3 separate regions of the Homo sapiens genome follow, and regions 1 and 3 are each linked to region 2. A link is an interaction called in ENCODE POLR2A ChIA-PET data of the cell type or tissue named here. Cell type or tissue: K562. All regions are shown on one strand.

Region 1 (5,000 bases), 59 kb before region 2:
ATATCCAAAATATCATTGTCCAGATCAATGTCATGGAGCTTTTACCCTATGTTTTCTTCTAGTAGTTTTACAGTTTCACATCCTTTTTTTTTTTTAGACAGAGTCTCACTCTGTCTCCCAGGCTGGAGTGCAGTGGCACTATCTTTACTCACTGCAACCTCCACCTCCTGGGTTCAAGCAATTCTCCTGCCTCAGCCTCCCAAGTAGCTGGGACTACAGGTGTGTGCCACTATGCCTGGCTAATTTTTTTGTATTTTTAGTAGATATGGGGTTTCACTATGTTGGCTAGGCTGGTCTCGAACTCCTGACCTCAGGTGATCCACCTGACTCGGCCTCCCAAAGTGCTGGGATTACAGGCATGAGCCACCACGCCTGGCCCAGTTTCACAGTTTCACATTTTTAATCCATTTTTTGTTTGTTTGTTTTTTATACGTGAAGTAAGGGTCTAATTTCATTATTCTTCATATGGCTATCCAGTTTCCCCAACACCATTTATTGAAGAGATTGTTTTCCCCATTGTATGTTCTTGGCATCTTTGCCAGAAATCAATTGACCGTAAATGCATCGATTTATGTCTGGGCTTTTTATTTTGCTCCATTGGCCTATGTGTCTGTTTTTATCCCAGTACCATGCTGTTTTGGTTACCATAGTTTTGTAGTGTATTTTGAAGTCAGGTAGTATGATGCCTCCAGCTTTGTTCTTTTGGCTCAAGATTGCTTTGGCTATTTGGGGTCTTTTATGGTTCCGTACAAATTTTAGTATTGTTTTTTCTGTTTCTGTGAAAATTTCATTGGGATTTTTATAGTGATTGCATTGGACCTGTAGAAATCTTTGGGTAGTATGGATATTTAAACAATATTAACTCTTCTAAACTATGAACACCAGATATTTTTCCATCTATTTGTGTATTCTTCAATTTCTTTCATCAGCAATTTATAGTTTTCAATATACAGATCTTTCACTTCCTTATCACATTTATTCCTAAGTATTTTTATTTTGTAGCTATTGTAAATTAGTTATTTTCTTGATTCCTTTTTGAGATAGTTTATTGTTAGTATGTAGAAATGCTACTACTAATTTTTGTATGTTGACTTTCTTTCTTTTCTTTTTTTTTTTTTTTTTTGAGACGGAGTTTCACTCTCATTGCCCAAGCTGGAGTGCAGTGGCACAATTTCGGCTCACTGCAACCTCCACCTCCCAGGTTCAAGAAATTCCTGCCTCAGCCTCCTGAGTAGCTGGTATTATAGGCATGCGCCACCACGCCCAGCTAATTTTTTGTATTTTTAGTAGAGACGGGGTTTCACCATGTTGGCCAGTTTGGTCTCGAACTCCTGACCTCAGGTGATCCACCCACCTCCACCTCCCAAAGTGCTGGGATTACAGGTGTGAGCCACTGCGCCCAGCCTGTATTACAAAGCGCCTAACCTGCAACTTTACTAAATTAATGTGTTCTAACAGTTTTTTTAATGGAGTCTTTAGGATCTTCCATATATAAGATCATGTCACCTGCTAACAAAGACAGTTTAACTTCTTCCTTTCCAATTTGGATGGCTTTTTTTTTTTTTTTTCCCTTGCCTACTTGCTCTGGCTGGAACTCAGTATTGTGTTGAATAGAAGTGGCAAGAGCAGGCATCCTTGTGTTTTTCCTGATCTTAGAGAAAAAACTTTCAACTTTTTACCATTAAGTAGAACACTCGCTGTGGACTTGTGATATATGACCTTGATTGTGTTCAGATACATTCTTTCTGTACCTAGTTTGTTGAGATTTTTATCCTGAAGCAATGTTTAATTTTGTCTAATGCTTTTTCTGTACCTATTGAGATAATGATATGGTTTTTATCTTTTATTCTGTTAATGTGTTATATCACATTTATTGATTTGCATATGTGGAATCATCCTTGCATCCCAAGGGAAAATCTCATTTCATCATGGTGAAGGATCTTTTTAATGTGCTGTTGAGTTCAGTTTGCTTATATTTTGTTGAGATTTTTGCATCTGTGTTCATCAAGGATGTTGGTCCATAATTTTCTTTTTTTGCAGTGTTCTTGTCTGGCTTTGGTATCAGTAAAACTGGCTTTGTAAAATGAGTTTGGAAGTATTCCCTCTCTTCAATTTTTTGGAAGAGTTTGAGATGGATTGGTATTAGTTCCTCAAATGTTTGGTAGAATTCACCTGTGAAGCCATCAGGTCCTGGGCTTTTCTTTGGTGGGAGATTTTTGATTACTGATTCAATCTTCTTATTTGTTATTGGTCTGTTCAGATTTTCTATTTCTTCATGATTCAGTCCTGGTAAGTTGTATGTTTCTAGGAATTTATCCATTTCTTCTAGGTTCCCCCTTTTGCTGGCATGTAATTATTTATAATATCTTATAATCCTTTGTATTTCTGTGCTATTGATTGTAATTATTCCTCTTTCATTTCTGGTTTTACTTATTTTAATCTTCTCTCTTTTTTTCTTAGCCTAGCTAAAGGTTTGTCAATTATGTTTGTCTTTTCAAGAACCCAACTCTTAGTTTCACTGATCTTTTTTATTATTTTTCTAGTCCCTATTTTATTTGTTTCTGCTCTGATCTTTATTATTTTCTTCCTTCTACTAACTTTGGGCTTTGTGTGTGTTTCTTTTTCTAGTACCTTGAGGTATGATGTTACATTGTTTATTTGAGATCTTTCTTCTTTTTTGATATAGGTATTTATGGCTATAAACTTCCCTCTTAGAACTGCATCCCATAAATTCTGGTATGTTATGTTTCCATTCTTGTTAGTCTCAAAATATTTTATTTTATTTATTTTTAGAGACAGTGTGTCACTCTGTTGCCCAGGCTGGAGTGTAGTGGCATGATCATAGCTCACTATAACCTTGCACACCTGGACTCAAGTGATCTTCCCATCTCAGCCTCCCAAGCAGCTGGGACTACCAGCATGCACCACCACACCTGGCTAATTTTTCTGTGTTTTATAGAGACAGGATCTCACCGTGTTGCCTGGGATCAGGCAATCCTCCCACCTTGGCCTCCCAAAGCGCTACGATCATAGGTGTGAGCCACCGTGCCCAGCCCTCAAGATAATTTTAAATTTCTTTTTAGCTTCATTTGTTGTTAAGGAGCCTGTTGCTTAATTTCCACATAACTGTGAATTTTCTGAAATTCTTTCTGTTAGTGATTTCTAGTTTCATACCATTGTGGAAAAGATAAGATACTTGATACGATTTCAATTCTTCTTAATTATGTTAAGATTTGGTTTTTGGCCTAGCATATGATCTATGATCTATCCTAGAGAACATTCTATGTGTGCTTGAGAAGAACGTGTTTTCTGCTGCTGTTGCACGAAATGGTCTGTATATGTCAGTTAGGTGGAACTTTGTTTGTTTGTTAGTTGGTTTGTTTTTGAGATGAAGTTTTGCTCGTGTTGCCCAGGCTGGAGTGCAGTGGCGCGGTCTTGGCTTACTGCAACCTCCGCCTCCTGGGTTCAAGCGATTCTCCTGCCTCATCCTCCCAAGTAGGTGGGATTACAGGCATGTACCAACATGCCCCGCTAATTTTTGTATTTTTAGTAGAGACTGGGTTTCACCATGTTGGGCAGGCTGGTCTCGAACTCCTGACCTCAAGTGATCCGCCCGCCTCAGCCTCCCAAAGTGCTGGGATTACAGGCATAAGCCACCGCGCCAGGCTTGGAACTTTTTTTTTGAGACAGGGTCTCACTTTGTCACCCAGGCTGGAGTGTACAGTGGTGCCATCTCAGCTCACTGCAGCCTCGACCTTTTCGGTTCAAGTGATCCTCCTGCCTCAGTCCCACAAGTAGCTGGGACTACAGACGTGCACCGCCACACCTGGCTAATTTTTGTATTTTTAGTAGAGATGGTGTTTCACCATGTTGCTCAGGCTGGTCTTAATCTCCTGAGCTCAAGTAATCTGCCCACCTTGGCCTCCCAGAGTGTTGGAATTACAGAGGTGAGCTACCAGCCAACCAAACCCTTTTTTTTCTTCTGCATTCTTTATTTTTTATTTTTATTTTAAGTTCTGGGACATACGTGTGGGATGTGCAAGCTTGTTACGTAGGTAAACGTGTGCCATGGTGGTTTGCTGCACCTATCAACCTATCACCTAGGTATTAAGCCCAGCGTGCATTAGCTGTTTTCCCTAATGCTCTCCCTCCCTACTCCCCGACGGGCCCCAGGGTGTGTCGTTCCCCTCTCTGTGTCCATGTGTTCTCACTGCAGGCTGAACTCTTTAGATATTAATAAGAATAAACCTGCAATAGACTGAAGCACATCACATCGAAAATGTCAGTATGATACTAAATAAATTATAATTAATAATGACAGTAATAATTGATCACAGTTGGAGGATGCCAGGGGATCTATACATTGTTTTGAAAATGAGTAAAGAGAGGGGATCAAGCACTTATCTTGCCTTTCCTATAACGACTGTATATTCATGTAACCAAATATGGATGGGAGGAAGTTTCTTTTTCAAGAAGCATAATACATGGAAAGAGAATGCTAAAATTGGATTTTGACGATTTTTCAGCCTCTGGAGAATTAGTGAATGCAGATATTCAATATCAATGGTTGTTCACAATAAAAGGAGAGAAAGCAAGACGTTCTGTTTTTCCCAATGGAAGTACACAGCACCGCCTGTAAAGTCATCTTGTAACAAAATCAGATTTGAATCTGATGAAGCCTCTAGGCCCAGCGGCCAATCTTCGTTATTGAATTCAGGAATTCAATAAACGAATTCCAGACTGTGGGAAATAAACCATTTTAAGGAAGAAAACAGGGAGATAGAGGAGGACTTATAAATTCAGAGACCTGGAAGTCATGTCAAGGAATCTTGTTTCTTGAATTCTTATCTTTTTAATGCTAAAATAATTCATGAGACAATTTCAAATTGAAAATGGACAAGTGAGGGGTTATTTGATGATATTAAGGGAATGTTGTTGATACTTGTAGGTGTGATAATGATATTGTGATATTTTAAAAGTACTTATCTTCTAGGATAAAT
Region 2 (5,000 bases):
CCCTTGGTGTTTAGTTCAAGGCCATGGGGCTCTCTTGGGTGACATCACTTCTAACATAGATACTGTGTAATTCAGTTACACAAAAGCAGCCCAGACAAGCAGGCTCACATCATCTCTTGTGCTCTGCGTAAGTCTGCACCAGAGGCTCTCAACACAGCCTGCACTTCCTGTTGCATGCCAGGAAAGGGCCCTAAAACCAAGGAGGGAGGTGAAAGGAAACACAAAATAATGCACCTTCTTTGTTTTTGTTTTTTTTCCGCCCTCTCTGCTCCCTTCATCTCTAAGGACTCCACAGCTAACCTGGACTCATTTTGTTACTTCCCATTCCCAGGAAGAAAGGCTTTTTCCAGCTGTGAGAGTCTAGGGTTCACTTATATCTCTTTCTAAACACTAGCAGCCCAGAATTCTCAGGCCACTTTTGGGCATTGTGGCAACACAATAGGTGCCTCCTGTGGACCCCATGCCTCCAATCAGAGCAGGGATTACCGGCAAGGCCGGGAGGTGGGAAGTCAGTGACAGCGCCGTTCTCTCGTTCTTGCTTGAGCTGACTGTAGCCTCTTAACATCTGGTGCTCCAACTCTTTCCCCATTCCTAAAACACGGCTGGCTTCTGCCCATCAGAGCATCAGTCCTGGGCTTCCTGGGCTCTGTCCCTTTATCCTGCTCTGAAGCCCTTAAGTGTCCATTTCAACCTCACACCTGACTTAGCACCTGACTTTAAAGAAAAACATCCTTTTCAACAATAAGGTATGTGACCACTTGAAACCCCTCCAAGGCTTTCAAAGCTGGTGGAGCAGAGCACAACTAGGAGAACCAGCCCTGGGGTTAAAATCTCACGGAAGGAAAGGGGGAAGCTAGCATGTAGCAGGTGGCTCCTTTGGGCCATCCTATTCACCATTTGCCCCTGGCTGACTAGTCCTGGGCCCCCACAGAATAGGCCACTGGTGCACAGGCTCAGGGAAGGGCTTCTCTCCCCCTCTCCAACTGCATCTGTCATTTGGCAGTGACAGCCGCTTTGCACTCTGTACCTTGGCAGCTCACATCTCTTTCAGAGCCCCCTCCTTTCCCCCCACCACGAGCCTCCTCTGTAAAAACCGGAAAAAAAAAATCTTGTTCTTTCATCATAATTAAAGTGCTGTCAGGGAAAATGGCATGGCTGAGTTTTGCTGCTGTTGAAATGACCCTCCTCCTCCACTCCTCTTCGCTTCTCTCATTTGCTAAAGTGGTCCTTTCTCTGCCTGAAATCAGGCCCTTTGGTGATGGAAATTTTAGCTTAAAGCAGAGTTCTAAGCAGAATCCTAACCCTGCGAGGGTGGGGAGAAAATCAATGTTTTGAGCTGGTGTCTGTTTGCAGCGAGGTGCTGGTGAGGCCATTTTCATCAGGAGGAACGGTGGTGGTGGCTACTTCTGGGCTTTAGATCCACGCAAGGTCTCCTAAATACAAGTCACTGTCATGGTACACAATTTAGCAAAACTTGGAGGCTGATTTTCCCCGTTGACTTAGCTAAGGGTCAGGAGGAAGCTGTTTAGAAGTACAGAGGTTCTGCATCTGGGAGGGTAAAATCCAAACGCCTCTCATGCTCAGAGGGAAAGCATGCCTGCATGTTTACTATCACTGCTGGCCTACGTGCTTGTGTGTCTGAAATAAAACTGTAACTTATATAATTCGATGCTCTCCTCCTCACTGAGTGTTACTGAGTCATGCTTGGGTGGGGGGGTACTTCTTGTGCGTTGTGGACACCGCATCATGTAGGGGTCTTTTTAACACCTCATATCATTTTGTGACAATGTCATTCTAATCCTGTTAGCCATTACAGAACTTTCTGAAAATAATTTCAGGTGGGTGACATTAAAAAAATAAAAACCCGCCCCTCTGAGTGACTTTGAACTCTGCCATTAGAATCCATGACATCTATTCAAATACACATTATGGGAGGGACTCATAATATTCATCCCAGCTGTCACCTACTTACATTATAAGGAAACTCGAGTGTTAGGAGCTTTCAAAATTAGTTTAATTTCCTTTTCCTAAAGATCACGCATCTCAGAAAGGCCCCTTTTAACTTACACTGGGGAACTTAATTGGCAGGCTTTTGGGTTTCTATAAGAGTATTGCTAATATCTGGCAAGTCAAGATGGCAATCTGGGCCGCCCTCAATGGAATCATTAGCTGTTAATACACCTCTGAGTAACTCTAAGCTAAGGTGTGAAATCAACCCAAGCGCCACTAAGCCCCAGTTTTTCCTAAGGATATAACCGCAGGACAGTTGGGGGGGCTGTTTATGTAACATACAAACAACAAGGTTGTTTTGCTGCTGGCTTATTTGCTGGCCTGGACTCCTGCCTCCTTGCTCCTTCCCCCATGCCCTTCACATTATATTTCTTTTTTAAAGAAAGTAAAGCAACCGTATAGTACTCAAGCCTCTTTTATTTCCTGACTGTTGTATGTGTCATAGCCGTGGACGCTGGAGAAAAACATGGGGCTTGTCATTATCGACCGGAGCCGGAATGAGTCAGGCACCCTGAAGGCTACGATCTGAACCTGACTGCCACTGAATGGGGTGGGGGGGGCACCCCGCTGCCAGGCAGAATAACACTAAGCACTATGCTGCTACTTGGAGATCTGGTGTGAGGGGTCCACGTGTCCTGGGGTCACAGTGGAAGAAAGTCAACTCATTGCTTAGAGGGCTGCTAGGCAGCCATAGACTTGGGTTGGGAAAACAGGGTATGGGGCTGGAACTAGAAGTGGGGAGGGGGTGACTGCCCAAATGCTCTCCCCTGTTCCCCCCAATGCCTCTTGTTAGAATGCTACTCTTAGGAACCCCACTATTAAAAATGTGACTCTCTGGGCTTTTGGGCCTCTAAAGCTCTTTATGAAAATGCACATGTCCCTTACGAGTAGCCTCATCAGCCTTTGCCAGCTAATGGGATTAACTGAAGAGAACACAGCCACCTGCAGGGAGGTAAGGAGGCCTGGGGCCAAATCACTTTTCAGATGTGCCATGTGCTCATCCACGATCACCCAGAACACAAAATTCAGGCATTCTTGTTTCGGTGGCAATTTTTAAGAAGCCACAACTTAATAATTCTATAAATCTCAATCATATTCACTATGGAGCAAAGTTCACCTGAGAGTTCTTTCAGTTCAGTCATCCAGACAACCTTCCCTTGTCTTATTTTTAACATAAAAAATAGCTAGCAATCTGTATTACACAGATATTTTCAAAAAAACATAAAGGTCACTATCATATGCTGTGATAGTTACAGAGACCTATCCATAAGACATATTATTTCAAGGGTAATAAATAGATAATTTAAAAGTATTTGTGAAAGGAAAGTTGGAAATTAAATTCTGGAAATTAAAATGTGTTTTTCATTCCACAATGGCTGGAAATTAATTATAGTATTTGAATATAGACTATCTCTATCTGCATTAGGGAACAAAACAAAAGAGACCCAAAGCTCAGGATCTAAGATGGAGGACTGGAACTAAGATAGAGGGCAGGCCAGGAACTAAGATGGAAGGCAGGCCAGCAGCAAAGATAGAGGGCAGGCCAGGAGCAAAGATAGAAGGCAGGCCAGGAGCTAAGATGGAGGGCAGGCCAGGAGCTAAGATAGAAGGCAGGCCAGAAGCTAAGATGGAGGGCAGGCCAGGAGCTAAGATGTAAGGCTAGAGCTAAGACGGGGGCCAGCCCAAGAGCTAAGATGGAGGGTTGGAGCTAAGATGGAGGATGAAAGCACTAAGGTGAAAGCACTCTGTAGTACATAAGGATCTGGCTGCAAACTACACTTTCCCATCTAACTCTCAAAACACTAATCCTAGACATAGAAGATTTCTAAGGTTAGGTGGGAAATATTGGGCCCATCTTCCTAAGAGAATTTTAGTCTTGAAAGATCCTGGAAGGCATAGTTTGGCTCCAGAGAGTGCACAATGAAAGAAAGAAGTTGGCAAAAGGCAGTTCTCAGCACCACTCTTGGGCCAGGCCTCTGCAGCCCCTCCTGGAAGCAAGACTGCCTCCTCAGCATGGCCAGTAACCCTCTGGGCTGTGCCTCCTGGAGAAAGGCCTCATTCAGTCCCATGACTGACAAGTTATCAACAGGGAGGTCTACCCTATCAACAGGGAGGTCTATCCTGTGACTAGCAAAGGTTCAGTCACTGCTGTTTGTGCAGAAATTTTCAGCCTCAGAGTGGCATGAAAATCTGAATGGCTGTGCCTGTCAAATGTTGCTTGTTTTGACCCCAGCAGATCCTTCTAGGTTTTCTGCAGTTTAATTATCAGCACTCATGACACTTTTAGGTAACCTCTGATTTGGTGTGCTCAACTGGGCTGGAAGACTCTTAGCAGGTTGTTGAAGTCTTTTGGTTGACAATCTTTCCATCTTTCCTTATTTATTCCCTGTGTAATCGCTTAGCAGAGACTGCCCACTCTTGTTAACTTCCTGGGTTTGTTTTGATTCCATCAAGGGAGTAGCAGTGTCTCATACTTTTGTCTTCCCCACGGGGAAGGGCACATATTTGGCACTCAATACATGTATATCGAATGAATGAACAAATGAAAATGCCCGAATTGAGGCAAACTCACCGACCAGGCAAGGATTCGTCCTTCTAAGGGGCGTGGCAGACACGTGAGCAGCTACTGCAAGCTTAGAGATGCTACTAGACAGACAAAAAGGAGTAAGGCTATTTCGACCTTCAAGTTAACCAAAAAATTAGGAAATAACTTATCAGTGAGAAAAAATGGGTACATGTGCTAGTCCCTGTGTACCAAGGACTGGGCAGGATTCCATGCTTTTGCCAAGTTGGACATAACCTACAGATGAGTAAACCTCAGACCTGCCAATAGTCAAACATTTGAAAAATTAATTTGTGACAACTGTTTTCACTTGGAACCATGATGGATTTAACTGTTTTCTTAAATTAGGCATGTCATTTTATGCTAAATTTCCACTAAACATTTCCCAACAACATTTCTTTCTTCCTGAAGAACCACCGTGACCCCT
Region 3 (5,000 bases), 310 kb before region 2:
ATCACCTGAGGTCAGGAGTTCAAGACCAGCCTGTCCAACACGGTGAAACCCCGTCTCTACTAAAAATACAAAATTAGCCGGGCATGGTGGCAGGAGCCTGTAATCCCAGCTACTCAGGAGGATACGGCAGGAGAATTGCTAGAATCCTGGAGGTGGAGGTTCCAGTGAGCCAATATCGCACCACTGCACTCCAGCCTGGGTGAGAAAGTGAAACTCTGTCTCAAAAAATATATAAATAAAAATTTAAAAATAATAAAAAACATAGAAGTAGCAGCACATTGAGCTGGCTCATACCACTCATACTGGCTCAAGAGAGCTGATTGTTAAATTTTCAAAAATTGCGCAAGCCAGCTGTGAAACACAGCCCTAATTAAAAGATACGTTACATAAACTTACAATCAAATAATGTTAAAAACAAATAAATGACAACTGGATAACTTAAAATTGATTACAGTCTCAAATGTAAGCACTAAAGTTATAAAACTCTTAGAAGACAAAGGATTAAAACCTCATGACTTTTTTGGATTTAGCAATGGATTTTTTTATTTTTTTATTTTTTTATTTTTTTTTTGAGATGGCGTCCTGCTGTGTTGCCCAGGCTGGAGTGCAGTGGTGCGATCTCAGCTCACTGCAACCTCTGCCTCCTGGATTCAAGCTATTCTCTTGCCTCGGCCTCCTGAGTAGCTGGGATTACAGGTGTGCGCCACCATGCCCAGCTAATTTTTGTATTTTTAGTAGAGACCAGGTTTCACCATGTTGACCAGGCTGGTCTCGAACTCCTGACTTCGGGTGATCCACTGGCCTCAGCCTCCCAAAGTGCTGGGATTATAGGCATGAGCCACCACACCCGGCTGCAATGGATTTTAAAATATGACACCAAAAGTACATGCAGCAAAAGAAAAATAAATTTGACTTCAAAATCTAAAACTTTGGTTCATCAAAGGATACTTTCAAGAAAGTGAAAAAACAGTCCACGGAATGGGAGAAAATATTTGCAAATTATATGCATGATATATCCAGAATATACAAAGAACTCTTACAATGCAATAACAAAAGACAACCCAATTTATTTATTTATTTATTTATTTATTTATTGAGATGGAGTCTCACTCTGTCGCCCAGGCTGGAATGCAGTGGCATGATCTCAGCTCACTGCAACCTCCGCCTCCCGTGTTCAAGCGATTCTCATGCCTCAGCCGCCTGAGTAGCTGGGACTACAGGCGTGCACCACCACACCCAGATAATTTTTGTAACAACCCAATTTAAAAATGAGCAGAGGACTTGAATAGATTTTTTTTCTCCAAATGCCCAAAAAGCACATAAAAAGATGCTTCATCCCATCAGCTATTAGGAAAATGTAAATCAAAACCACAATGAGATAGGACTTCACACCAACCATGGCTATGGTAAATAATAATAATAAACTAATAAGCAATAAAATAACAAGTGTTGGTGAGGATGTGGAGAATTTAGAACCCATAAACACGACTGGTGGGGATATAAAATGATGCAGCCACTTTAAAAACAACTGGGTAGTTCCTCAAAAAGTTAAACATGTATTACCATAGGATCCAGCAATTCTACGTCTAGGTATATACCCCAAAGAATTGAAAACAGGTATTCAAACAAAAATTTGTACGTGCATGTTCACAGTAGCTTTATTCAAAATAGTCAAAAGAGAGAAATGACAGAAATGTCCATCAGCTGATGAGTGGATAGACAAACGGCAATATACAGTACCGTAGAATCGTAATCAGCCATAAAAAGCAACAAAGTGCTTGCACATGCTACAACATGGATGCACCTTGAAAACGTCATGCTGCATGAAAGAAGCCAGACACAAAATATCACGTGTTTTATAATTGCATTTGTATGAAGAAACTGGAATAGACAAACTCACGGAAACAGAAAACAAATTATAGTGGTTGCCAGAGGAGGGGGAGAATGGGGAATGAGGCTTTAACTGGGTACAACGTTTCCTTCTGGGGTGATGAAAATGTTCTGGAACCAGACAGAGGTGGTAGTTTGTAAAACTATGAATGTACTAAGTGCCATAGAATTGTTCACTTTCAAATAGTTAAAATGGTGAATTTAATGTTATGTGAATTTTACCTCAATTGTAAACAGGTACTGTCTCAATTTTTTTTTTAAAGTATTGTCTTCATTGAGCAAAGGTACTCAATTTTTTAAAAGTACTTTGGGCTGCTATAACAAAAATACCCTAGATTGGGTGGCTTAAATGACAAATATTTATTTCACACAGCTCTGGAGACGGGAAGTTCAAGATCAAGTTTAAGTCCAAGACAGGTTCAGTGCCTGGTGAGGGCCTGCATCCTGGTACCTAGATGGCCGTCTTCTTGCTGCCCCCTCACATCACGGAAAGACCAGTGGAGCTCTCTGGGGTCCCCTTTATAAGGCACTCATTCCACTCATGAGGGCTCCACGTCATGACCTGACCACCTCCCAAAGGACCCACCTCCTAATACCATCACATGGGGAGTGAGGATTTTACATGTAGATTTGGAGCTGGGGGGAAGAAACATCCAGTTCACACCAGCTCCTACATACTCAGAGCTCACCACTGCTAAGGATTCTATGGCATCTTCCATTCTCAGGGATCTTGGGGCCATTTATGTGGGATGTGCTGGTGTGGTGGGAACGCTTCCTGGCAGTGTGGAACGTCACACCTCTGGCTCTTCCCAACCTCAGCATCAGTAGCATCATGTTCACAGCTTGAACTGGCCACAGTGGAAGCACTGACACCACAAAAATCAGCAAATGCTACAAGTCAGTCCTTTTTTTTTTTTTTCATCCTGAAAGCCAGTCTCAACATTTACCAGCACATCACTGAGCAGAAGGGAGGACCCAGAAGACCATTGCACCCACTCTCTGTCCCTCTCCTAAACCTCTGGTCTCATTATGAACCTCACCACACTAGGCCATCTGCAAGAGCCCCTGGCTTCAAAACAATCTGAGACGTTCTAATTGTTTAAGGAAAGATGTAAAGGCAGGAATCTTTAGAGATTAACAGGTAGCTGCCAGAACGGATAAGAGCTAATAGGAATGGAAGATAAAGGCTTACCTCAAGACGCTGCAACCTTTCTACTAGCTGAGAATTTCAGGAACCTCCCCAGGAGACCAGTAGGCCTGAATTTCTGTCTCTGCTTAACCATCTTGCTAGAGGGTGGCCCTGAGACTGTTTCCTCATCTCTAAGAACAGTGGCATTGGGGCAGAGCCACCAGGAGGTTCAGATGAAATAAGTTATGTGAAAACACCAAGTGCTGTGCCCAGCACAGAGTAAGCGCTCCATTTATTTCAGTTTTCAATTATACGCCATAATATTTTGAACTATTAACTACCGGTTCCTCCCCCACCCTGTCTTCCTCCTACCCTTGTCTCTTCCCCCATCCGTCAGCTCAGCAGTCTCCATGCATCGCCTCTAGCAAGGGATGCTGTCTCGGGGTGGGTTCCTGAGAAAAGGATTCCATTCCCAAGTATTTTATTTGGGAGGTGATCCCAGGAAACACTTGTAAGGAAATGGGAAGGCTGGGGGTGAAGGAGGCTACAAAATGTCCAGCAAGTCCCCACTGTGGGTGACTGGAGCTTAATCCCACTGGGGGACACCAGGAGATCATGTAGAACATGCACCCCAGGGGCAAGTGAGCTGCCTGCATCGGGACTGCCTGTGGGAGCAGCCATGTCCTGGCATTTCCAGCTGCACGCATGAATGCACGGGGTAGGCTCTGTGGCCACAGGGAGCCATCAGACACAGAAGCACTGCCTGCAGTTGGCTCTTAAATGCTGAGTCGGAGAATAGGTGAGCAGGGCTTCTGTCTTCCTGTGGCAGAAACTCAGTAAAGGCGTTTTAATTCCAAAAGCCCCAAACCCTAAGGAAACTGGATGAGTACAAGCCTCCTGTCCTGATCCCCCGGTTATAATGGTCATGGGTGGGGAGGTCACGGAAGGGAGGAAGGGAGAAATAAGTCCGTCCAGCTCCTGCCTCAGTGGCAATTCCTGCTCCATTCCCCAGGGCAGTCTGGAAAGAGGGGTGCCAGGACACAGAGCATCAACAGCCCGGAGTGTGCGTCCAGGCAGGAGGACGAGGCACACGCAGAGCTCTCGCTGCAGGACGAATTTCAGAGCACCCAGAAAGGCCCTGAAGTGACTGGGAAAATGGGGCCAAATTGAGGGGGTTGTCACCCGAGGGGTGTCTCAGTGGGGGCCTGCCTGGGGAGCTGAGGGCTGAGTATCATGTGCCCCCCAAAAACTTTAGCCCAACCTGGGGGTAGGGGGAGGAGGAAAAGGAGCCCAGAACTGACTCTCATAGGGTGGGAGGCTTGGGGCTTCAAAGTAGAAATGCCAGGAAAAGAGCGCTATGTTTCCGACACACCTGCCACGATGATCATTTTGTGCTCTCTGCAGCCTGTTCTGTGATCACTGCGAAATTGACGCCTTTGAGTAACAGCTGATCCCTGCTGGCAAGATGACAGCTGACTAACACCTTCCTCGAGGGAGATGACGCTTTTCTCAGGAAAACCTCAAAAAGCTGCAGATAATTTTGCTCACTCTGAATCAAGGAGATGGCAAGTCCTATTGTCCCCATTGGACTGATGGGGAAGCTGGGGGCCGGGGCTGGGAAAGCAGCTCGCTAGAAGGCTTACCTCTTTGAGCGAGGGAAGGGTCCGGGACAGCCCCTTGGTCACCTGGACTGAATGCCAAGCCCTCACCCTGTTGCCATCCCCAGGCTCCCACACGCAGGGAACTTGGCGCATCCCTCATCTGCCGCGTGTGCAGCTCCCCACCTCCTCCCAATTCCCCCCCACAAACAGTTATATCTTTTGGCGCAAATGTGCAGCTTTATGGAGGAGAGGGGAACAAAGAGGTGGGAGAAACTTGAAGAGAAGAAGTGACAATTTCCCAAGCCCTCCTTTGCAAAAGCAAACCACAAATGAGCCTGGGCAAAGAGAGAACATGAAAATGCCATAAGTAGGTTTTTAGA

The links. ChIA-PET counts read pairs that join two places held together with the same protein. Peaks named below come from ENCODE experiments on the same cell type or tissue, not always from the same donor. Only the 100,000 strongest peaks of a DNase experiment are listed, where the experiment ranks them.
Region 1: POLR2A ChIA-PET joins it to region 2 with 9 read pairs; 4 of 35 experiments call an interaction of 5 or more read pairs at or near these places.
Region 3: POLR2A ChIA-PET joins it to region 2 with 5 read pairs; 2 of 35 experiments call an interaction of 5 or more read pairs at or near these places.

The regions. Positions count from the first base shown.
Region 1 is chr20:58,932,114-58,937,113 of GRCh38, reverse strand. No RefSeq gene overlaps it. Among named protein-coding and RNA genes, the nearest start is that of GNAS, 43 kb to the right of the region's middle. In K562, no CTCF peak of the experiment used is centred here; no DNase peak of the experiment used is centred here; H3K27me3 peaks cover 530 bases.
Region 2 is chr20:58,873,256-58,878,255 of GRCh38, reverse strand. All of the region lies in intron 3 of LOC101927932 (a long non-coding RNA gene), which reads left to right. It also overlaps a transcript of GNAS not described here. Among named protein-coding and RNA genes, the nearest start is that of GNAS, 16 kb to the left of the region's middle. In K562, no CTCF peak of the experiment used is centred here; a DNase peak (open chromatin) is centred at 2,525.
Region 3 is chr20:59,184,752-59,189,751 of GRCh38, reverse strand. The region is part of intron 1 of ZNF831 (zinc finger protein 831); the gene reads right to left. Among named protein-coding and RNA genes, the nearest start is that of ZNF831, 23 kb to the right of the region's middle. In K562, no CTCF peak of the experiment used is centred here; no DNase peak of the experiment used is centred here; H3K27me3 peaks cover 1,159 bases.